Linked DNA regions of Homo sapiens: region 2 is linked to region 1. Evidence: read pairs that join two places in POLR2A ChIA-PET (ENCODE). Cell type or tissue: PC-3. All regions are shown on one strand. Each heading gives the region's core, and the rest is flanking DNA. Links, peaks and the distances in the headings are about the cores only.

Region 1 (12,598 bases), core at 4,968-9,967:
GACTACAGGTGTTCACCACCACACCTGGCTAATTTTATTTTGACTTTTGTAGAGATGGGGGTCTCACTTTGTTGCCCAGGTTGATCTTGAACTCCTGGGCTCAAGTGATCCTCCTGCCTTGGCTTCTCAAACTGTTGGGATTACAGGTGTGAGCCACTGTGCCCAGCTATTTATATTACTTTAAATGGACAAATAGCAATTGATATGTTTATCATGTACAACACAATGTTTTGAAATACGCATACCTTGTAGAATGGTTCAATCAAGCAAATTAACATATGCATTCCTCCCATGCTTATTATTTTTTGTAGTGAGAACACTTAAAATCTGTCTACATGGTGAAACCTCATCTCTATTAAAAATAAAATACTCGATTGCATTTTCAAAATACAAGATGTCTCGATTTAAATAAGGGTTAAATCTTGTTTTCTCCACCTTATTTCCTAGTTCGCTAGCAAATGCTGCATTTGTTAATTAATTTAGGGCAATTCTTTCTTTCTGTAATTGACAAATAATAATTACGTCTATTTAAGGGGCACCGTGTGATGCTTCGATCCATGTATACGTCGTAGAATGATTAAACGCAGCGAATTAACATATCATAACCCTTAAAGCAGAGGCTTCCAGTTTCCTCTAGGGGATTCCCCATGTTCCATTCCAGTTCTGGTGGGGCCTTTCCAAGCCATACACAAACACATACACACGCGGATGTACCCCATGGAGTCACATACGAACGCACGTACACCACAGCCACGCATAGTCACAGGAGCATTGCAGGCACGCACGTGCACACACCCACCCACACACCCACCCACACACCCACCCAGGGGCATGGTCCTGTAACCCGGACCTCTTCACATCTTTGGCAACAGTAACGTGGCCCAAGGGGTAGGCCTATGTATTAGTCTGTTTTCACCCTGCTATAAAGAACTGCCTGAGACTGGGTGATTTATAAAGGAAAAGAGGTTGAATTGACTCACAGTTCAGCATGGCTGGGAGGCCTCAAGAAACTTACAATCATGATGGAAGGTGAAGAGGAAGCAAGGACCTTCTTCATAAAGTGGCAGGAGGGTGAAGTGCTGAGTGAAGCGGGAAGAGCCCCTTGTAAAACCATCAGATCTCCTGAAAACTCAGCCACTCTCACGAGAACAGCTTGGGGGAAATCTATCCCCGTGACTCAATGACCTCCACTTGGTCTCTCCCATGACTCAGTGGAGATTATGGGGATTACAGTTCAAGATGAGATTTGGGGCCGGGTGCGGTGGTTCACACCTGTAATCCCAGCACTTTGGGAGGCCGAAGTGGGCAGATCACTTGAGGTCAGGAGTTCGAGACCAGCCTGGCCAACATGGCGAAACCTTGTCTCTACTAAAAATACAAAAATTAGCCAGAAGTGATGGTGCGTGCCTGTAGTCCCAGCTACGTGGGAGGCTGTGGCAGGAGAATCGCTTGAACCCGAGAGGCAGAGGCTGCAGTGAGCCGAGATCACACCAGCCTGGGTGACAGAGCCAGACTCAGTCTCAAAGGAAAAAAAAAAAAGATGAGATTTGGGTGAGGCGCAAAGCCTCACCATATCAGTCTCCACCCAGGAGAGTCCACCCTGCCTGGAGGAGAAAGAGGGCGCTGGGCTGTGGTGGCCCCGTGTGTCCCAGTGGAGGGGTCTGTCTGCCATGGGCAGGAGTGCGCCCCCCCTGCACAGAGGGCTACAGCTCAGAGGCGAGGCGGGGATCGGACCTAGTGAGAGCTGAGCGCCTGGTCTGGGCCCTGTTGGGCTTGGTGAGCCACTCTGTGGCTTTTAGTGATACCTGAGCCAGCAGACCTTACCTCTGTGCGCCAGGGGTGCTTTGTGGGGTCCGATGCTGTTCACACCCTGCGTCCTCCCGTCCTGTCCGGGTCCCCCTTTCCCACGTGCACAAGGAGTGGCTGACGGTCTCCCAGGACTCCCCCACCACCCCCTACACACTCCACTTCAACTCTGCAAAGGCAGCACCCTTCCCTGGAGTGTGAGACCCTCCCTGCCTGCCCCTCTCTGCCTGAGCAGGACAGGAAGCTATTGAGCCCCTGTGAAGCTCTAGGCCAGGTGCCTGGAGTCAGCGATGAGTAAGAGGAGGCAGGGCCTGCAGCCCTCGGAGGCCCAGGACTTTAGGGAACTCATTAGAGAGACTCATTTCGTTACCTGTGTCACTTTGGTCATCTGGGAGGCAGACGTCAAGACAGAAGAAATGAGCAAGAGATTGATGAAACGCAATGCCCAAGCAGGATACAGGGAGAGGATGCAGGGTGGGCGGGGACCAACTTCCAACCGTGACGCAGGGCTTGTGTTTGCCAGAGGAGAAGAGGAAGGAAGGAGGGTTAAGTGGGAGGAGCCCCAGGCTGCAGTGCAGCTGTGAGAAAGTCCTCTCCAGGCCCACGGGGAGCTCTAGCAAGGTCCCGGGTGGGGCAGGAGCTGCCAGGCCCCAGGTGCTACTGCATTCCTGTGGAGGGTGACTCTGGGAGGGAAAGCAGAGCCGTGCACCTCCAGGGCCACCCCGACGGTGACACAAAGGCTGATGTGACACATGCATCAAAGCACTGACCAAATGCCGGGGCCGGTGGCTCACGCCTGTAATTCCAACACTTTGGGAGGCTGAGGCGGGTGGATCACCTGAGGTCAGGAGTTTGAGACCAGCGTGGCCAACATGGTGAAACCCCATCTCTACTAAAAATACACAAATTAGCAGGGCGTGGTGGTGCCTGCCTGCAGCCCCAGCCACGGGGAAGGCTGAGGCAGGAGGATCGCTTGGACCTGGGAGGCGGAGGTTGCAGTGAGATGAGATCGCACCACTGCACTCCATCCTAGGCAATGGACCGACCAAGGGACTGGGGTCAGGGAGCACCGACCAAGGGACTGGGGTCAGGGAGGCTTCCTGGAGAGGGCTGACACCTGAGACATTTCCAGTGTAAAGGAGATGGGGGCTGAGTGTCAGAGGCCAGGGCTTATGCAGGGCCCCGAGGTGGATCATCTCTCTGGGACTGGATGAGGACAGCATCACAGGCGCAAGTTGAGGGCAGGACTCATGGCTTGCGGGCGCAGTGAACGTGACATGGGCCAGGCTTGCAGAGCCCGAGGGTTGTATTTGGGACTCTGGTCCTGTGTCCCAGCCCACTTTGATTCCAGTGGGCAGACCAGCTCAACCCAAACCCCTGCCACTGGCTGAACGCTCCCTGGGGCCCTGGGTCTACCACCTGCCTTGGGAATGCTGCCTGAGCTCTCTCTCTCTGGCATTCTGACCACTCCTGCCAGATACAGCTCGATCTGTGCCTTTGTTCTAGCACTGATTTTTGTTCCTGCATGGAGAGCAGGCTTGCCTGTCTCCACAGTTAGGCTGGGGCCATGGTGGGAGGGGATCTGCTTATTCATTGCCTGATTATTCATTTTGAGGTCTGGTAGAGTGGGATTCTCAGGGAATGGGTGCCTGCCCCAGGATGAGGTTCAAGAACCTTCTCTCCAGTGCAAGGTTTGGAGAAGGTCCAGGTGAGCAGGGGTCTGGGGTCTGAGTCCAGAGTGACCCTAAGCCAGCAGCATCCCCCAAGAGCTTATTAGAAACACAGATACTCAGGCCTCAAGCCCAGACCTGTAGAATCAAAATATACCTGGAGGTAGAGTCCAAGAATCCGCATGTTATGAACTTTCCTGATGATTCTTACACCCATCCAAGTTTGAGAAACACCAGTGGTCCAAGTTTGAGAAACACCAGTGGTCCAAGTTTGAGAAACACCACCGGTCTAGTGCAATCTCCTCACTCCACATGGGGTGGCGGTACTTGGGCTGAGGCTCACTCTGAGTCCCACACCCAGACGGTGGCTGAATGCAGACAGAGAGCACATCAGGCCTCTGGGCTGTGAGGAACACAGCCAGAGACTTCAGTAAAAAACGCATCTGGGGGACTAAACCTATGATTTGTGCAAAAACACCTGGGTGATTTTCATCATGAAATAGAGCTCATCCTTCTGGAAAAACAATCCACCCATCTGTTCGCAGTCAGAGGAGGATGTTCACGTAACACCAGATGCCGTGTTGGGTGCCATGGTAACAGCACGCTTCCGGCAAGATGGTCCTGCCCTGCACACAAATCCTGAAACAGACAAAAAATAATTTAAAAAAAAGCCATGTAAGTTGCCCATGCTCAGGCCTTGTTCTTGCTCTCCCCAGGATGTGTCCTTCCTCTCCTGTTTGTCAGACTCCTACTCACCCTTTGAAACCCAGCCCAGATGTTCCTTCCTTCCCATTTGCATGCATCAACTTCCTCACCCCATCCTTTTTTTTTTCTTTCTTTTTTGAGATGTTGTTTCGCTCTTGTTGCCCAGGCTGGAGTACAATGGCGCGATCTCGGCTCACTGCAACCTCTGCCTCCTGGGTTCAAGCAATTCTCCTGCCTCAGCCTCCCAAGTAGCTGGGATTACAGGCATGTGCCACCACGCCCGGGTAATTTTGTATTTTTATTAGAGTTGGGGTTTCACCATGTTGGTCAGGCTGGTCTCGAGCTCCTGACCTCAGATGATCCACCTACCTCGGCCTCCCAAAGTGCTGGGATTACAGGCGTGGGCCACCGCGCCCGGCCCACCCCATCCTTAAGTGTTCAGGACACTTGGCCTGTACCTTTGCTCTGGTGCTTATTTTTGTTTCTGCATGGAGGGCAGGCTCACCTGTCTCCCCAGTTAGGCTCTGGCCATGGCGAGAAGAGGTCTGATTATTCATCGCCTGATTATTCATTGTGAGGTCCAGTATAGCAAGGTTCTGAGGATATGTCAGCAGGGACTGAGGCTGAGAGACGCTGATCACAGTTCCGTCAGGGATGACCTCCTCTGTCCTGGCAAGAGGCCAGACTGGAGCGACACTTCAGTAGAGAGAAGCCAGGGCTTTCTTCCCGCAAAGTCAATGATGTCTGGTCTCAACTGTCGGAAACTCGGTCAGCAAGTTTATGCTGTGATGAGAACTGGAGCACCAAACTCTGTGATGTGCATATGTTGTGGGCAGTGGCGGGTGCTGTTATCATTCATGACTGTTCCCTTCCCTGCACCTCGAGTTTGGGCTTTGCTGAGAGATTGCTTTGGGCAGTGGGCTGTTGAGGGGGATGTAGCAGGAGCAGAGGCTTGACACGCACTTCTTAATGGGGCTTGCCTTCTTGCCCACCTCTTTTTCGCCATGAGAAGAACAGCCCTGGGCTAGCCTGCCAGGCCACAGGGCTGAGCCTCACCTGCAGTTTGGAGCCAAGCCCAGGGAGTCCAGTCTAAGTCATCAGGATGCAAGAAATACATACTGTTTTCTGCAGCTGAGGTTTTCGCGGCTGTTATGCAGCCAAAGCTGACTCATGTACAGGATCTAGACTGGCCTATGGAATTAGAAAATCCTTTCTGTTGTTTTCCTGTTTGCTCCTCCTGGCTTTAGCCACAGCCCTCTGATTTGCATATGGCCCAGGAGTCTCCTGGGAAGAAATTTAAACCCCATGTCCAACATGGTTTTAAACATGTGCAGATTGTCAGATGCGGTGGAGAGGTACGGGCCATGGAAGACAAGTGTAGGGAGGAGAAAAAAATCCCTCCACAACAACAACAACAAAAAAGAACTCACCATAACTAAGAGAAGAGTTGGGCATCATGGGAAAACTCAGGAAGAGCCTGCGGGAGATGAAACAATGTTTTTCATAATGACGGTAGATTGAAGTAGATTTTATTCTCCTCCATCCTTGCTTTATCTACTCTGTTCTGTGTGGGGGTAACATACAGGTCCTTTTGCTTTCTTCGGGGATGATACAGCCACCTGGCCAAAACTGATCAAACCCCTGCTTCTGTGGGAGGAAGACCCCCAAGAACCATCAGAGACCAAAGGCAGGTGGATGAGAATGTTGGGTGGGGACTTGGGAGGCCCCAAATGGTGATGTGTTGATGAGGGCAACCTGCCTGCCAGTCATCCTTTAGGGACTCAGAGGACCACAGGAGAAGGGAGGGTCAAAGTCACTTGGCTGTGTGAGCTTTTGATGCAAGCTTTCCTGGGCAGGCTGTCAACACAACTGCATATCTGTTCAGGCCACAACACTTTCATTCACAGTGACCATTTGTTTTGTTTTGTTTTGTGTTTTGCTTTTTGAGAAAGTCTCATTCTGACACCCAGGCTGGAGTGCAGTGGCACCATCGTGGCTCACTGCAGCCTCAAACTCCTGGGGCTCAAGTGATCCTCCTGCCTCAGCTTCCTGAGTAGCTGGGACCACAAGCTCACACCAGCAGCCCTGTCTAACTTTTAAATTTTTGTAGAGATGGGGTCTCCCTGTGTTGCCCAGCTGGTCTCAAACTCCTGGCCTCAAGTGATCCTCCCACTTTGGCCTCCCAAAGTGCTGGATTACAGGCGTGAGCCACTGCACCCGCCGACACAGCAACCTTCTCCTGTTGGAGTCCTTAATGTCCCACTTACAGATGATGAGGCAGGGGTGGGGTGTGGTGTGGGATTTGCCCACGGTACCACACCTGGGCATGGTGAGGCTGGACCTGGAGCAGGACTTTCAGATTGTGAGTCCAATGTGCTCCTTGACTCTCAGACAAGGACACAGGTTCAGGTGGTTTATTTGGGAGGTGACCCCAGGAACACCATAAAGACGTGAGAGCTGAGACAGGGCGGGAGGAAGGCTATTAAGGGTAAGACATGGAAGGCATGTGAACTTCCTTTTACTGCTGTAACAAATCACAACGGAGTGACTGAAAACAACCATAGTTTGTTTTCTTACTTTTCTAAAGGCCAGAAGCCCAAATTCAAGGTGTCTGCAGGCCCTTGTCCTCCTGGAAGCTCTAGGGGGATCCGTCCTGTCTCTTCCTGCTTCTGGAAGCTCCCAGCATTCCTTGGTTTGTGAATGCCTCGCTCCAATCTCTGCCCCCGTCATCACGCGACCTTCTTCCCCATGCATGGGTGCGACTGTGTCTTCACAGGATGTTCTCTCTGTGTGTCTGGGTCTAAATTTTCATCTTCATCTTCTTTTTTTTGAGACACAGTCTTACTCTGTCACCCAGGCTGGAGTGCAGTGATGCAATCTCGGCTGACCTCCCAGGATCACCTCCACCTCCCAGGATCAAGCGATTCTCCTGCCTCAGCCTCCTGAGTAGCTGGGATTACAAGCATGTGCCACCATGTCTGGCTAATTTTTATATTTTTAGTAGAGACAGGGTTTCACCATGTTGGTCAGGCTGGTCTCAAACTCCTGGCCTCAAGTGATCCGCCTGCCTCGGCCTCCCAAAGTGCTGGGATTACAGGCGTGAGCCACTGTGCCCGGTCAAGTTCCTTCTTCTGATAAGGACTCCATTCACCGGGCTAGGGCCCTTCCTACTCCAGTGTATCCTCATCTAACTAATTACATCTGCAATGATGCTATTTCCAAATAAAGTGATGTTTGCAGTTACCAATGGTTAGGACTTGCGCATATCTTTTGGGGAATATAATTCAACTCACAAGAGAAGGTTGTAGCTGCAGGCACTTGGGGCTCAGTCTTGGTGGCACCCCTCCCTCCAAGAGGCTGTGTGGAATGTGCTTGAGAATTGCCCCCGTGAGGCGTGAGGAGCTGCGGCATTGACCCGCCCCCTCCTGCCTGGAGGTGTCTCGGAGCCCTGGGATTTTCCTCCCAATGTGGCATTCACAGGCATCACATCACTATCTGGCCATCAGCCACGGTGGGAGTATTGACACCACAGACATCAGCGGATGTTACAAATCAGGCTTCTTTTTCCCCGTGAATCAGCCTCCTGTACCACTCCGGCCCCTCCCTGGTGCAGGAGCAGTGCAGTGAGCTGATTCATGCGGAGAAAGATTGGTCTGGCCTGCCCCGTGAACGGTCTGTGTGTGGTCCTGGCCTGAGGACACCCCAGCGGGCTCATGTGGGGACTGCCTGCAGGTAACCTCTAGACTTGGCTGAGCACCAAGAGTGTTGGCCATAGGGGACCAGGCAGGTGGACGCCTGGGGGCAGCTGCTGGCTTCCCAGCGGGGCGCTGCCTGAGGCCCGGTTTGCCCAGAGAAGTGAGCAGCCAGCTGTGGCCCGGCAGAGTCCCAGGCCGTGCTGACAGGTGTGGCCAAAGGGCAAAGGGTGTTATTATAAAAGAGAATTTACGGCAGCGGCAGCTTGGGCTGGCTGAGCCCACGGGCAGCAGGAGGATGGAGTGGGGCTGGCAGGATGCTGGCAGGATGAAGGATCTGCATTTCATTGAGACAGTGGGTTGGAGTCCACGCGGCTGAGATTAAATAGCCCGTCCCCGGAATGCAGAGAGCCAGAGATAAATCAGACTTTACTGCAAGTGGGGTGGCAGGGAGTTAATTAGGAAAGAGAAAAAAAAATACATTTCAACTCACAAAGAAGCCCAGTGAGCCAGCAGAGAATAGCCCGGCCCCTCCAGGGGTCACTTTGGGGAGGGGCTGGCATCCCTGGTCCCACCAAAGGGCACACAGGACTGGGAAGGATGTCACCTTGGAAGTGTCAGGGCCCAGTGCAAGAGGGTGAGAATGCTGGCTGCCCCGTGGAGCTGTGCCCGGGCTGTGCCCCGGCTGGTCTTGGCCTGGGCCCTGCCAGTGAGGTGAGCTGGGTCCTGAACTTCCAGGTTGGGGACCAGGTCCTGGAATTGCATCCTGGTGCAGGAGCAGGCATCGCAGGTCACATTCAATGAGTGCTCAGAAATACTCACGGAGGACCGGGCGCGGTGGCTCACGCCTGTAATCCCAGCACTATGGGAAGTTGAGGTGAGTGGATCACTTGAGGTCAGGAGTTCCAGACCAGCCTGGCCAACATGGTGAAACCCCATCTCTACCAAAACCAGAAAAATTAGCTGGGTGTGGTGGTGGGCACCTGTAATCCCACCTACTTGGGAGGCTGAGTGGGGAGGATTGCTTGAGTCCAGGAGGCAGAGGTTGCAGTGAGCCAAGTCATACCACTGCACTCCAGCATGGGAGACAGAGCGAGACTCCATCTCAATAATAACAATAAAAAAAAAAAGAAATACTCACGGAGGGAGCCCTTTACCCTAAGCCCCCCAGGTTCACCTCTTGCCATGCCCCACCCAGCCAATTGACCCCCAGCACCTTCCTTTTTCGTCTCCTCTCTGCCTCTTGCCTTTACTTGCGAGGGGACCCCTGTATGAACATCTGCCTCACTTTCTCCCAGCCATCGTTCAAAGTCCAGTTCTATTTATTTTCTTTCTTTTTTATTTTCTTACAAGACAGGGTCTTGCTCTGTTGCCCAGGCTAGAGTGCAGTGGTGCAATCATAGCTCATTGTAGCCTGGAATTCCTGAGCTCAAGTGATCCTCCCACCTCAGCCTCTTGAGTAGCTGGGACTACAGGCACGTGCCACCATGTCCGCCCGCATAATCTTTTTTTTTCTTTCTTTTTTTTTGAGACAGAGTTTTGCTCTGTTGCCCAGGCTGGAGTGCAGTGGCACGATCTCGGCTCACTGCAGCCTCTGCCTCCCAGGTTCAAGCGATTATCCTGCCTCAGCCTCCCAAGTAGCTGGGATTACAGGAGCATGCTACCACACCTGGCTAATTTTTTTGTATTTTTAGTAGAGACAGGAATTCACCATGTTGGCCAAGCTGGTGTCGAACTCCTGACCTCAAGTGATCCACCTGCCTGGGCCTCCCAAAGTGCTAGGATTACAGGCGTGAACCACCATGCCCAGTCCCGGCTAACGTTTTCGTATTTTTGTAGAGATGGGGTTTCACCATGTTGCCCAGGCTTGTCTCAAACTCCTGGCCTCAGGCGATCCTCCTGCCTCGGCCTCCCGAAGTGCTGGGATTACTGATGTGAACCACTGCACCCGAACTCTATTTCCAACTTTTATTTAATTCATGCATTCATTCCACATCACTTACTGAACTCCTACTCTCTGCTGGGCCCTGCTGGAGGATCTATACCCAAGACCAGCCTCTGCTCTTCATGAATTTACAGCTTAGTGCTGTCCAGGGTAGGGGTACAGATGTGTGAACAGGTGGTCCTAGGATGAGTGGGGGATGTTGTTCATGGAGGAAGTACGGGGTTTTGGGCACCAGAAGATGGTGATCTGGCCTTTTTTTGTGGTGGGGGTGGGTGCAGTAAAAAATGTTCTGAAGTCAAAGTTGCTTAGAACATCAAGGCACACAGCCTGGCTGTGGGTCCCTGCAATGCCCTGGGGCAGCTGTCCTTCGTTTTTTTCCTTTTTTTCTTTTTTTCTTTTTTTTGTTGAGACGGAGTCTCACTCTTGTCACCTAGGCTGGAGTGCAATGGTGCAATCTTGGTTCACTGCAACCTCTATCTCCCAGGTTTAAGCTTCTCCTGCCTCAGCCTCCTGAGTAGCTGGGATTACAGGCGCCCATTACCATGCCTGGCTAATTTTTGTACTTTTAGTAGAGATGGGGTTTTACCATGTTGGCCAGGCTGGTCTCGAACTCCTGACCTCAGGTGATCTGCCCGCCTCGGCCTCCGGAAGTGCTGGGATTACAAGCATGAGTCACCGCACCCGGCCGGTCCATTGCTTTTTAGTGCCCCCTCTTGATGTGGACCGGTCTGTGAAAGAGGAGCCAGCACTAGAGGGTCCCTCGTGGCCAATTCCACCTTGATCTGGGAAGCAACACAGGCTGCAGCTGGCCTCTTCAAAGGGGCAGGAAGTGTAAGCTGCCTGTGTTTCCGGGAGCGGGGCCCCTAGTTAGATGTGCACGGGCAAACGCTACCATGGCTGAGTTTGAAAGGAGTAGGAACTGGCCTGACATGGGAGAGGGGTGGCCCATCAGAGGCAGGGAAGCAGGGTAGCAGAGTGCTCATTGTCACTGGAATGTGTGTGTGTGTGTGGACGCACGTGTGCATCCGTGTGACTTGAGTGTGTTTGCACATGTATATGTGTGGCTGTGTGCATGCCAGAGTGAAGCACAGGTGTGTAGTCCATGGATATGTGTGTCATGGGAGTGTGCATGTATCTGTGCCTGACTCGAGTGCATTTGCACGTGCATGTGTGTGTGAACGTGTGTGTGCATGTGGACATATGTGACCATGTGCATGTGTGCATGCCTGTGAGCAGCACATATGTGTATATGCACGTGTGTGTGAAAGTGCATGTGTGTATCTGTGCATAACTCGAGTGCATTTGCACATGCACATGTGTGTATGTCTGTGCATATGGGCATATGTGGTGTGTGCATGTGTTCATGCCTGTGTGCAGCACTTATGTGTATATGAACATATGTGTGAGTGTGCGTGTGTGTATCTGTGCATGACTGGAGTGCATTTGCATGTGCACGCGCATGTGTGTGAATGTGTATGTGCATGTGGACATATGTGACCATGTGCATGTATGCATGCCTGTGTGCAGCACACAAGTCTAATTGTACATGTCTATGTGTGCCTGTGAGTGTGCATGTATCTGTGCATGACTTGAGTGCATTTGCATGTGCATATGTATGTGTGTGTGCCTATGGGCATATGTGGTATGTGCATGTGTTCATGCTTGTGTGTAGCACATATGTGTATATGAACATGTGTGTGCGTGCATGAGTGTATCTGTGCATGAGTGCATTTGCACGTGCATGTGTGTGAATGTGTGTGTGCATGTGGACATATGTGGCCATGTGCATGTGTGCATGCCTGTGTGCAGCACACAAGTCTACTTGTGCATGTCTATGTGTGTCTGTGAGTGTGCATGTGTGTATCTGTGCATGACAAGTGCATTTGCACAAGTGCACGTTTGCGTGCATGTGCGTGTGCGTATGTGTGTCTCTGTGTGAATGTGTGCATACATGTGGGCATATGCATGTGTGCAGCACATGTGTATTTGTACATGTACACGTGTGAACATGTGTGCATGCATGCATTCGTGTGTGTGTGTGTGTAGGGATAAGGTGGTAAAGCCAGCACGGGAAGCAGAGACCAGACTGTGCAGAGTGTTGGAAACCGGGCTACAGAGGGCAGATTCTGCCAGAAGGCAGCAGGGAGCCCTGGACATTTCCTGTCCATATTTGCATATAGAAAGACCCCTCTGGGAACAGAGAGGAGAGTGGGTTAGAGGGAACCAGAGTGGACAGGAGACCCTGGCTGTATCCAGTGGGAGGTGATGGTGGCCTGGAATTGGGGGCAGGGCGATGATGGAGAGAAAGGGGCTGTGAGATGCGTCCAGGCAGGAGGCTGGCCAGGGTCCTCCCCCAAGTGGCCCCCGCCCCTCAGTTTCTCCAGCTGGGCCTCTGCCCAGGCTGGCATAAGCCTGCCCTGGGTCCCCCTCGGACTCTCCCACACACGTTGATCCTGCTTCTCTTCCGAGCCCATGAGGCAGGGATGGTGTCTGAAAATTGCTTGTAGCCCTCGGGGATACAAAAGAGGCAAAAATCGATACCAGCACGCAAAAAAGAAAAATGCTAAATGGAAGGGAACCGCCTTCTGTTGATGCTTATGGGGGGGCAGATGCTTGGTTCAGCCCCATTTCACAGAGGCTGCGGGCAGCAGTGGAGGCCCAGCCCCACCAGCCGGAGCCAGAAACAGCTCAGGATCCAAAGCATCTCTGAAAGAGGGTGGGAGGTGCTGCCTTGGGGCTGCACTTGGGACAAGTCCCAGCTTCTCCTGGCCTTGCCCTCC
Region 2 (12,598 bases), core at 4,673-9,672, 67 kb before region 1:
TTTCTACTTGGGGACATTTGGCTAAATTCTGAGTCCCCTTTTCTTCCTTTTTAGAGAGAGACGTAAGCTCTCTCTGGAGTTTAAAGCCTGTAACAATAATGTATTTACCGTACTTTTGCAGAACTGATAGTTACACTTTTACCATTGTTATATAGAATTGCTAAAGTCTTAAAAGTAAAATACTAGTATAGGAGGCATATTATAATAAACCTCTTACTCCTGTCCTTTTCCAATGAAAGACCAATTTTCTAAAACACAAAAGCCAAGAAAATCCTAAAACTCACATACACTTAAAATAAATAAGAACGACAACTCATTCAAGTCTCTTTAATAGCTAAGAGAAAAATCCTTTTTTCAGTAATGGTATTACTGAAGTATTAATTGTTTGAATAACCATACATTTTATTTGGTTACCCAAATATAAACGGTTAAAGTCTCAAGCAGTTTGATGACTTCATCTCAATACAATGTCACACTTCAAACTGTTCAGACAGCATATTTTTAAGACAACTTATAAATCCAGCAACTTAAACTTCTAGTCAAAGTATAGATTCCCTCTCTGCTGGGGATGTAGATTTTTTTTGGGGGGGTGGGGGGTGGGGTTCAATTTTGCTGGATGAAGACCAAAAACTGCAAATCCTGTTATCTCATTTCAAAATAGATTATGTTAGTTTAGCCCCTAATCAAACCAAATCTTTTAAGATTAGTCATTCCTTAGTAAAATCTTCCCACAATAAATACCAAAGCTACGATAGACATAAAATGCTTTAAGATAATATGAGCCTTTTTCTACAAGATGAAACAGTTCCATTAAGACAAACTGAAGATTCTGGATGTTCACTCGGGCAACAGCATGTGGACTTGGAAAGCTCTGTTTTTTAAAAACCCACTCGGCTGAGTTGTTTGCCTTTGGCCACCATCCAAATAAAAGAAACGCTGCCAGAAGTGTAAACAGGATGCATTTCTTTACATTGATGAATCCAGCAAACAAAGACAGCGCCTCTTAGTTCCTCTCGAAAACTGAAGTGCAAGATACCTTTTAGTGTAAAGGTCAGCGAGAAACTGACGAAGGGAGGCAGTAAGCCGTCAAACCAGCCATCAGAGCCTCTGCCATTTCACAGCGCAGCCCTGGCCCCACCATAACTCCGCGGATTTGCCTTCCGCAACAAATGCACTGCCGTACGGGATCAGGCCTATTATTTCTCTAAGAAAGCCCCCTCTTGGCTCTGCCAGTGACTATACCGAGGGCTCACCTCAGGCAATGAAAAGTGGTGGGTAACGAATGGGGAAAACCCAAAAGGCGGTAAACTTGGCTCCTGCTATGGGAGAACTTTCAAAACAAGCGTAGCAGCAAGACAGAGCACGAGCAGATAAGCGACAGTCTCAGATGCAGAGTACAGAGGCCAGCCCCATAACTGGAAGGACAGGACCGTCGGAGGACAGCCAGAATCGCCACCGCTGGTGAGGCCTCGCTCACAGACAGGCTGTGGAGAGCTAAGAAGTCTGTGTGAGAAAGGGGACGATCGAGGGCTTTGGAAAAGGAGAATGGCAAGGTCTGAGGCTGCCTGCAGGTCCCGTGGCAGGTGGGACAGGAGGCAGGGAAGGAGCAGCTAAAGCAGGAGAGTGATCAGGAGCCCCCTAAGTGCTCTCACCCCAAGTGCTCTCAATAAAAGATGGAGAGATCCAAAACCAGGAATTCACCAAACCTGCAGAGCACGGAGAGCAGTGAGGGCCCTGTTGTGTAAGCACAATACCCACCAGTTCTCCCAAGTCAGGTCCACAGGAGGGGATGGCTTAGAAGGGGTGACATTTAGGTAGGTTTTCAACAAATTTAGTTCAGTTGGACAGTGGGAAATCCAAGCTAAGCTTCTCAAGAGGAGATGGAACTGCAGAGAAAACTCTGGGTTTAGGAATGGCATAGGAGAAGCAAATTATCATCATTAGCTTTTTTCAGCTGCCTTGAAAAGGTTTTCCTAAAAGTCCAAAACAAAACAAAACAAAACAAACAAACAAAAAAACAACTCCAAACCAATCCAGATTTCCCCAGATCTCCTGAACTGGAAAGTGAAAATCCAGGGCTCCATTTCAAAACTCACAAGCCAGCAGGCTGGAAACTCCTGGAATCATCTCCCCAACCCCCACCCGCCAGCCATGGCCATGGGCAGACCAACTTCTTCCTCTCCTGTTCTTCCAGGGGTCAGGATAAGTCTCGGAATCTCCCTTCACTAAAAATTTCACTACATGACAAACACTAGTACAAGGGGGAACGAAATCGTCCTCTTAAGTACAGAAAAGATCAGCAAAACTTGAGAACACAAACACACAAAATATCATTCTAAGGGGGAAAAGCTTGCACACACTATCAACAGGTAACAGCTTCATGTGCTAATTCAGTGTTTTCGAAATTCAAGTCAGGATCTGCATTGTGAAATCATTTAGTAGGCATTTTAAAAAGGAAAAGAATATACTGGTAACTAACTGAATAGACTGCAAATAATAAAGGTAAGTGTTTCAAAGAATTTGTTTTAGCAGAGACAGCTATATATAGACGGGTGTGTGTGTATGCGTAAACCCATAAACCCATAAACACACACGCGTGTACATACACCGGGTTCCTCTGGACTATGGTCTGAGTGCCACTGGGCCAGACTCTTGTAGATGAGCCTGCTACAAGGCTGGCTTTCCTTGGTCCCACCACTTCAAAGCCAATAGGACTGGGCTGAGTGTCAAAAGTCCAAACAGTAACAAGTTGGGTTTTGTGAAAAACTGATAAGAGTGCAAAGAAACTGTGTGAGGAGGTGTGAGAAAATGGTGAAATCTTTGTCCTCTGGGGGCAGTGTCACTAGGTTGGTTTTCATTAAACATATTCTTGGCCCATTCGTTGGGGCCATCTTGGATTGCATGGTGAGGTCTGGGAATCACAGAGCTACCACTCAACATTTTCTACCACTAAAGACGTTGAAGAGAGCTGGGCGTGATGGCTTAAGCCTGTAATCCTAGCGCTTTGGGAAGCCGAGGCGGGAGGATCTGTTGAGCCCAGGAGTTGGAGACCAGCCTGGACAACTTACCGAGACCCTATCTCTATTAAAATAAATTAAAAAAAAAAAGATATTGAAGAGGATACGCAGCTAATGTTCATTTTAGAAAGGCTGCTTTTGATTATCAAACATGATGTGTGCAGCGCATGGTGGTGGTGGCACCCCCAGGCAGTGTTCTTTAGAACCCTCCTCCTGATCCAACCTGGTCAAGCTGGGGCCTCAGCACACTGTGGTAAATAAAGGCCCAGAGCCTTTCCACAAAGCCTTTAAACACCGACCAAGGTGCCAAATAAATAAGCAGATGCAGACATGCATAAAATTCATGCCAGTCTATCAACCAAAAGGCTGCTTCAGAGAGGCCATAACAATCTGCGTTCATGGGACTAAGCGCCTGCCATGTGAACGACACTGTGTTAAGTACTCACTGTCCATTAGCTCATTTAGTCTTTATAAATAACTCTGCGAGGAATAGCATTATGCCCATTTTACAAATGAGAAAGCGGAAGCTCAAAATCACACAGTTATCAAGCCTGACCGATTTAGTTTAAGCTAGAGATTTTCTTTTTTTTTGTAGAGACAGGGTCACACTGTGTCCCCCAGGCTGGAGTGCAGTGGCGCAATCAAAGCTCACTGCAGCCTTGACCGCGCGGGCTCAAGCTAGAGATTTTTCAGCTCTGTTCTACACTGCTGTGAGTATCTGGAGAGATAAGGGAGCAGAGGAACAGGCAGGAGGCAGAAGATGCCTGGGCTGCCGCCTGCTCTCACGCAGCTTACAGCAGGCACGGAGACTAGAGCCAGAGCTGAGCTGACCTCTGAGGACCCAACACTTCTGAAATTCTCTAGAACATTTTTTAAAAATAGTAATTAAAATCTGGAAGTATGGGATATACTGTTAAGCCTGGCTACATTAGAAGACATTTTGTGCATTCAGACACTACTTGAGTCTAATATCTCCAGACACTGAAAACACTCACTCATCTACGCTATCTTGGCAGCCCAGCAAGAGACCATCTAATGGTGGCTCTGTCCCAGCCACGAGGGCCACCGAGCAGTGGACGTGCGGCCCAGCTGAACTGAGAGGTATTATAAATACATACTGGATCACAAAGAGTACAAAAAGAACACGTAAACTTCTTTTGTTTATACTGATTACATGTTGCAATTGTAATATTTTGGATATGTTGGATTCAATAAAATCTATTATTAAAATCATTTTTCTTTCGTTCTTTCTCCTTAATGTGGCTACTAGAAAATCTGAAGTACACACGTGCCTTACATTTGTGGCTCACATTCGATTTGCTATTGGACAGCATTGCTGTAGGATAACATATCTAAAAGAATTTGTCTTGGTCGGGGGCGGTGGCTCACGCCTGTAATCCCAGCACTTTGGGAAGCCAAGGCAGGCAGATCACCTGAGGTCAGGAGTTCGAGACCAGCCTGGCCAACATGGTGAAACCCTATCTCTACTAAAAACACAAAAATTAGTTGGGTGTGGGCACATGGTGGCAGGTGCCTGTAATCCCAGCTACTCGGGAGGCAGAGGTTGCAGTGAGCTGAGATTGCACCACTGCAGCACTCCAGCCTGGGGGATAGAGCGAGACTCTGTCTCAAAAAAAAAAAAAAAAAAAAAGAAAAAGAAAAAAGAAGAAAGAACTTGTCTTTTTCTGATTATAAAAGTGTATTTTTAGTGCAAAAAATAGAGGAAATATAGAAATACATAAAGAAGAAAATTAAATCCTTAAAAATATCACTATCTAGAAATAACTTATTAACATCTAGGAATGTTATCTGTCTTATTCTTTACAGAACATTTTGTAACACTTTAAAATTTTTCTAGCGATGTATCGTAAACACTTTCCTATGTCATTCAAGATTTCAAGATCTGTAATGGCTGCAGAGTAGTCCGACATGTGGGACATGCTAAGATTGAGGTAATCCCTATGGCTGGACATCGGAATTCTTTCCAGTGTATGGAAAGAATAAACAACGATGCAAGGAACTCCTTGATACATCCCTATTTTCACATATATGGCTATTTTCTTGTGACAAATTCCTAGATGTTGAATTATAAAACTGCTGGGTCAAAAAAGTATACACACATTTTTGAGGTTTTGATAAATATTACTAAACTGTTTTCCAGAAAGGTTCTGCCAATTTACACATTTATGTTTAATAACTTTTAATTTTCCTTTATTTTCCCCCAAATTGTTTTTTAGTTGATCTATTTGCTTCACGAAAATTGTCCTCCAATAATATCTAAGCAGTCATGACCTCAAACCACAGCTCAAAGAGAAATCAGGATAACTAGCAACTGAAAATGAGGAAAATTTAGTGTATGTATACTGACAACTGAAAATTAGAAAAAATGGAATAGACATTTGGCTTCTCTACTTCAAATAAGCTTTTATACTGATTTTTATACTTTATTTTCCTCTAAGTCCCATTATAATACAATAATAAGTAATAAAGTACCAATTAGTAATAAAAATGCTTAAATTTCACAAACATGTTTGAATTTCTAGTCTCTTGTTTCCAGTAAGAAAACTAGGCTCAGTCAACACTTCCAATAAAACGTTTCATGAAGGTATAAAGAACAATTTAAAACATTTAGCCTGAGTTCTTAGAAGTTTCAAAATCAAGAGAGCCTTGAATTTGATGGGAGATTTACTATTAATTACTGTCTCCATAAACAGAAATCTCTTTGAATTAATGAGCATTAAAATAAGGTATAAGAGAGAAAAAAAAAAAAACCTAGCCAGGATAACACAGCAGCTTGCTCACTGTTCTCATCCGTTGCCTCTAAGACTATCTGGAGGAAAGTTCAAACTTGCGATAAGACCAAATGGAAAAAAGCTGGAAGAAGTAAATTTAAGTAGTAAATTACTACTGCAGAAAATAAACTCAATGGTAACTTCAACAGCACCAAAAACGCACTTGGACATGGCAATAATTAAATATCAGCATCAGGCAGCCTCACTAAACAAGACGCTGCAGCGTTTCAAATTAAGGGGCCAACCTTAGGCACACACACGACCGAAGAGCAGCCGCTGAGCTCATGAAAAACCTGTTCGCGCAGAAACCGCTCTGTGCCCCGTGGAGGAGCTACGATGAATTATTAGGTGAAAGTACCACAAGCTCCGTGATCATTTTGGGCGCTTCCTCCACTTAGGACTCAGGCTGCTGCTTAATGAAGTCCTGCTCTGCAGGCATCCATCTTCTCTTCTATGGACTGCATGGGTAACTGTTTAGACAACTAAACGGAAAATCTTAATTTATGCTTCATTTGCAATTACAGAGTTGGCCTCTGCAAGTTTCAATATCTCTTTCGGGAATCTGTGAACATGTTTCCTTCTCACGCATACCCAACTCCCTCCTGTAAGCAGTGACCATCATGAGTAGTGCTACCCGACACCCACCTAGAGCAGCGCCTTCAGTGCTTACGGCCTGCACTTGGGTTAAGCCAGAGCTGGCCTACCCAGGCCCTGCTACCATGCTGCCTGAAAAGCTGCTTCTGCACCTTCTGCAGATCAGCAAGGGTGTGGGCCGAGCTGACTGTGGCCTTGGAGGCTGTCTGTCCCTGCAGGCTGGCCACTGGCTGTAGTAGGAGAGTGCCCAGGTGCTGTGGGTTACCCTGGACCATCCTGTGGGCCTGAATTTGGATGGGATGGAGAGGGACCTGGGCCGCACAGGAGGACCTCACTCCCCACAGAGCAGCAGCGGCCTGCAGCTAGGGGAGATGCACCATCCTGAGGTCTGGCCCAGCCTGTCAGCCAATGCCGTGGTTCTACCTTCCAGAGACAGCTACAATTTCCCTACTTCCTGCTGCTCCCATGGCTCTCACTTGGGTCCGGCCACCACCATCTCTCACCTGGATTATGGCAAGTCTTCTAATTGGCTGCTTTGTGTCCACACTTGTCCCCTTCAGTCTACTGTCAAAACCAGTGGTCAAGTTAGCCTGCTAAGCCTAGGTCAGCTCTTATCACCCGCTTTGTTCAAAACCCTACAAGGCTCCCATCTCATTCATGGCAAAAACTCAGGTCCTCAAAGAGGCACATCCTCACTTCTGCCTCAGGCCTTTGCACTTCTGGTTCCTGACAACTGAAACCCTTTGCCCCGGATAGCCGCACGGCTCACTTCCTCAATGCTCAGTGAGGACTGGGGCAGGGAAGCTTCTCAGGGTGGCCTGCCCTTGGCCATCTTATCCAAAACTGCACCCCAGGCCCATCCTTCCCACGCTCCATCCTCGCTTTACTTCCTTGACCACTTCCGGCTGGCTACCCGCCTTCAGAGTCCACTCAGCATCTCCTGTATGATTCTCTCCCCACCGAGCACAAGCCCCACAAGGACAGGGCTCTGCTCTGTTCACACCCGTGTCCCCAGGGCCGGCACAGAGCAGAGGCTCTACCTGTTGGCAGGATGAACTAAGGGACCCCAGGTCCTCATCCGCAAAGTAAGGGCAGCAGTCCTACCTCATACCTGCAGTGAGGAGCACTCAAGTAACAGGTGTTTTATATTAGATAGTCATTAGATCTGTCTTGTACCAAAGTTGATAAAAAATACACAAACCAAACATCATTAGCGTTTCAATGTATTTTTCATTGGAAATTCCACCCTATGATGACTCATTATTGACATTAATACATAAATATTGCCCCATACTTTATTTGAAAAAAAAATTAGTTGTACAATGGATCTGAAAATTCCTCCTAAAACTACCTCCTTTTCGTATGTCAAAGACAAAATTAAAAAGCCGGCTACTCTGGGTACACCGCCTTTGGGGTAGCCCTGCTCCCCAAGGAACAGTACAATAAAAATGAAAAAGCCTATTGACAGGAAAAGATCAGCCAAAAAGACAACAGCTTACTTTACTGTGGTGGATAAATTAAAACTGCAAGTGACTGATAGCGTTTAATAGAAGAAGCAATTTTCACACATCTGTAAATATGTAAATATTTATGTAAATGTAAATATTACTTAGTAATAAATTCATAGTAAAATTATGTAAGTATTGTTAGTAATAAATATTACTTTGTAATAAATTCTATGTAAATAGTATTTAGTAATAAATTCATAGTAAAAATTTCTATGATTAATACAATACAGATACTCCTTTAAAGGCATTCTGAATTCGGAACAGTCTTCTAGTATCATTACAATCACCTTCTTAGAGGGAAATGGTTTGACATTAGAAAGGGGTCAACCCCAGGAGGGGAGAGGATCGCTTAAGAAGTACGCAGCTGAATATTTCAGGTTCGCTGCATGTGTTAGTCTGGGCTGCTATAACAAAACCTCACAGGCGGGTGGCTTGAACAGCAGAGATTTCTTTCTCACAGTTCTGGAGGCTGGGACTCTAAGATGGAGACTGGTGTCTGGTGAGGGCCCACTTTCTGGCTCCTAGACGGTGATTTCTCACTGTGTCCTCAGATGGTGGAAGGGGTATACAAGCTCATTAAGGTCCCTTTTATAAGGACACTAATCACATTCATGAGGGCTCTGTCCTTGTGATCTCATCACTCCCCAAAGGCCCCACCCCCTAACACCAGCACCTTAAGGGTTAGGATTTCAACATAGGAATTTTGAGATGGACACATTCAGACCATAGCACTGCAAATGAGTAAAATAATAACAGTATTAGTAATACTGCTAACAAAAACCATGCTACAGCCTTTAGAAGGAACTTACTCCTTGGGTTTTGTCAATAATTTTTTTTTTACAGTTGGATTCCAAATGATGGACCTCACGGTCACTGGCAAGATAATGAGAAAAGTCCGGGCACAGTGGCTCACTTCTGTAATCCCAGCACTTTGGGAGGCTGAGGCGGGCAGATCACCTGAGGTCGAGACCAGCCTGGCCAACATGTTAAAGCCCTATCTATCTCTGCTAAAAACACAAAATTAGGTGGGTATGAGCATGGTGGCAGGTGCCTGTGATCCCAGCTACGTGGGAGGTTGAGGCAAGAGAATCACTTGAACCCAGGAGGCAAAGGTTGCCGTGAGCCATGATTACGCCATTGCATTCCAGCCTGGGTGACAAGAGTGAAACTCTGTCTTAAAAAAGAAAGAAAGAAAGAAAGAAAAAAACAAAAAGATAATGAGATAACATGTGGAAGGAGGCCCTGGAGCGCTCTCATTCAACAGGGACACCCAGGCCCGCAGCTCAGCCTTTGGAGATGGCAAGTCCCAAGAATCAGAAGAAACAGATGCTTCCTGAGTCGTCAAGTGAGGGGATTTCATCTCCCAGCAGCAAAAAGGAGATCAGAATTGGAAAGGAAATACAGACTACAAGGAACCCTGGCCCAGAGCCCCCAGGCTGTGCACACGTGGGCTCCAGGCGAACCATTTCAGGTTCAGGGAAGACGGCTCAGCCTAACCTGGGTGGGGCTGACTTCTGTGCACAACATCTACACCTGGCCCTCTGTGCACAACCAGAGCTCCCCGCTCCACCGATGCCCAGAGCACAGCGACTGTGCTGCAAGCGGGGTGACCTGGCTGATGACACCGCGGCTCACACAGAAGACAAAGGAGCAACAAAGCTGCCAGAACTCTAGTTTCCCAGCCTTGGCAGAGAAAGCCCAGAACAACCAGGGTGCTCACATGTTCCAGAGGTACAGGAGAATAAGTGTGCTGCTTCTTCTTACTCAGATAACTTTATGTCATGACCAATGAAGTAACTTTTATCAAATTTTTGCCAACTATATAGACTTCTTAAAAAATCATTTGAGAAGGGACCTCAAAGTGAAATCCATTTACCTGAAAGCACACGGCACAGATTTCGTAAGGTTGTAAAGAACGATTGCAAAACCAGAAGCGCTTCCCCTGACAGGCTCTGGTTAAACCCTAGCCGCCAATGCTGCCCAAGGGCTGCTGTCCAGTTTCACCCACAGCTGTGCTGGTCTCTGATGTTGCCATGTCTTCCCTGCGGCACGGACGCTGCTGAAACTGGTGCTCCCTTCAGAGGGGTTCTGCTGACAGCTGAAAAGACAGTCCGGCAGGCCACGCAGGACACCAGTGTCTACTTCTCAAAAAGCCCCTCCCTTAAGAGCCAAGTGAAAAGTCCCATGTCCCCGTCCATCTTATAAAACGAAAGGAAATCTGTTTTTTTCACGCACAGAGCAGCGCTTATTTGTTTCCCTAGAGAGGCAGCACCACAGCTTTCCCAGGGGCAGTGGGAAGGGGCTGTAAGTACTCAAGAGAACCCGCGTTTCACGCGACTCCTCTCCAAAAACCTGAAAAAACTCTCAAGAGAACTTGCGTTTCAGGCAACTCCTCACCAAAAACCTTAAAACCGGGCAAGTAAGTCCCTGTGTTACTAATTCCATGAAAAAAACTAATCTGTTTCAAGAAAGTCAGAATTCCTCCCTTAAGGACTCACATTTGCTTTTCTTCAGAATTATGGTAAATAACTCAATGTTTTTCTTGGCTTGCTTTTCCTTCTAAAGCTGCTAAGACACGGGCAGAGTCCTTAGGCCTTGGTGCTTTGCTAAAATCAGAGGCTTTGTAGGCTGGGTGCGGTGGCTCACGCCTGTAATCCCAGCACCTTTGGAGGCTGAGGCGGGCGGACCACTTGAGGTCAGGAGTTTGAGACCAGCCTGACCAACATGATTAAACCCCGTCTCTACTAAAAATACAAAATTAGCTGGGTGTGGTGGCGCATGCCTGTAGTCCTAGCTACTCAGGAGGCTGAGGTGGGAGAATCACTTAAACCCAGGAGGCAGAGGTTGCAGTGAGACAAGATTGTGCCACTGCATTCCAGCCTGGGCAACAAGAGTGAAACTCCATCTCAAAAATAACATCACATCACATCACATCACATCACATCACATCACATCACATCACATCACATCACATCAGGGGCTTTGTGCTCCTGTCAGTCACAGCCACCTTCTACGATGGTGCTTCACCAGGGCCACATGAAGGCACAGACGTTACATTTATAAAACTCAGCATCTGTCTAGATGCCTAGGAAACCCCACCTCTAATGAGAAAGTTGGTAAACAAAGCAGTTATTTGGCCCCTTTTTTGTTAGGTTTAAGGATAAAGGATAAACACATATATAAAATCAAAAGAATCCAGTGACCTTTACTTTTCAAACTTTAAAAAAAATTTTATGTTTAGAGACAGAGTCTCGCTCTGTCGCCCAGGCTGCTGTGCTGTGGTGCAATCATGGCTCATTGCAGCCTCAAACTCCCAGGCTCAGTCTCCTGAGTAGCTGGGAATTACCGGCATTCACCACCATACCCAGCTAATTTTATTTGTAGACACACAGTCTTGCTATGCTGCCCAGGCTGGTCTTGAACTCCTGGCCTCAAGTGATCCTCCTGCCTGGTATCCAGCAACCTTTAAAAGGTAATTGTTTCCCCTTCTATAACAAGAGGTTACAGTTTATATTTTCAAGCTCTAAGATGAAACAAAGTTTCAAACTATAAATATTTATGAGCTTTGAGGAAACCGGCTTTCTCCACAGTCATGTTTTCATTTAAATTATTTTAAAAAATAGATGACTCCATGCCCATAGTACCAATTTCACTGGTTATTAAGGGGCATCCAGGGGAGAGTCTCCTCCTACCTCCCCTTCCCCAGAGGGAACAGAAGTTCCCAGTCAGTGTAGCTTGCGTAAGGGGACATCACTGAGTGATGCCAGCACAGCGCTCCTTGCAGGAAGCCACCACAATATCTGCTATACCTCCAGAGGGAGAGGCTGGGGACATTCCGGGAGAGCTCTCAGGTGGGGAAAAAAAAACAAACAAACATGCTGGATGGTGAGCAAACCAATCTGTGAAGGAAATGAAAATGGAAATGGAGGCAATCGCCCCATGTGAGCTGTCAGAGTGCAGCTGGAGGAGCAGGAAACAGCGTATTCGTTAGGAGATCTGGGAATCTGGGGCCACGCCTAAGTCTGCCCATCTGCAAAGACCCCTTGTCCAGAAGGTGTGGACCACGGAGATTGTGATGTTAATTTCACTGAACTGGGCCACAGGGTGCCTGATGCAACACCGTTCCTGGGCGTGTCTGTGAGGGTGCTCGAGATGACATTAGGATTAGGACAGTGGGTTCAGGAAGGTGGACTGCCCTCCCCAAGTGGCTGGGCACCTTCCAATCCCTCAAGACCCTGAATAGATCAGACGGCAGAGGGAGGAGGAGTTCACCCCTCATTTCCTGCCTCGCCGCCGGAGCTTGGACATCTCATCCTCTCTTGCCCTGGGACTGGATGTCCACCATCGGCTGCCCAGGTTCTCAGGCCTTCGGACATGAGCTGAGTTTGAATCACGCCTCGGGCTTCCCTGGGTCTCTAGCTTGCCACACAGAACATGGGACTTCTCAGCTCCCAGAATCACGTGAGTGAAATTCTCCATCATAAATCTCCTTTTATACATCTATGTATCCTGTTGGCTGTGCTTCTTTGGAGAATCCTGACTGAGATCAGGGAGATCTGTGGCCGAGGAGTTGAACGGAGTGAGACTCACCCTGGACCCAGGGTGTGCAATGAGTAGGTGCTCAAAACGGCAGCACTTTCGGTTTCCATCTGGTGTGCTTCCCGAACCCTGCAAGTCAACATTTAAG

The links. Peaks named below come from ENCODE experiments on the same cell type or tissue, not always from the same donor. Only the 100,000 strongest peaks of a DNase experiment are listed, where the experiment ranks them.
Region 2: POLR2A ChIA-PET joins it to region 1 with 5 read pairs; 6 of 35 experiments call an interaction of 5 or more read pairs at or near these places.

The regions. Positions count from the first base shown.
Region 1 is chr7:2,868,448-2,881,045 of GRCh38, forward strand. No RefSeq gene overlaps it. Among named protein-coding and RNA genes, the nearest start is that of GNA12, 30 kb to the left of the region's middle. RefSeq lists silencers at 999-1,203, 2,151-2,370 and enhancers at 3,177-3,828, 5,660-6,240. In PC-3, for the core only: no CTCF peak of the experiment used is centred there; DNase peaks (open chromatin) are centred at 5,354, 5,844 and 7,744; H3K4me3 peaks cover 934 bases; H3K27ac peaks cover 3,359 bases.
Region 2 is chr7:2,801,811-2,814,408 of GRCh38, forward strand. The region is part of intron 1 of GNA12 (G protein subunit alpha 12); the gene reads right to left. Among named protein-coding and RNA genes, the nearest start is that of GNA12, 36 kb to the right of the region's middle. RefSeq lists enhancers at 6,108-6,965, 6,966-7,822 and a silencer at 11,830-12,032. In PC-3, for the core only: no CTCF peak of the experiment used is centred there; no DNase peak of the experiment used is centred there; H3K27ac peaks cover 553 bases.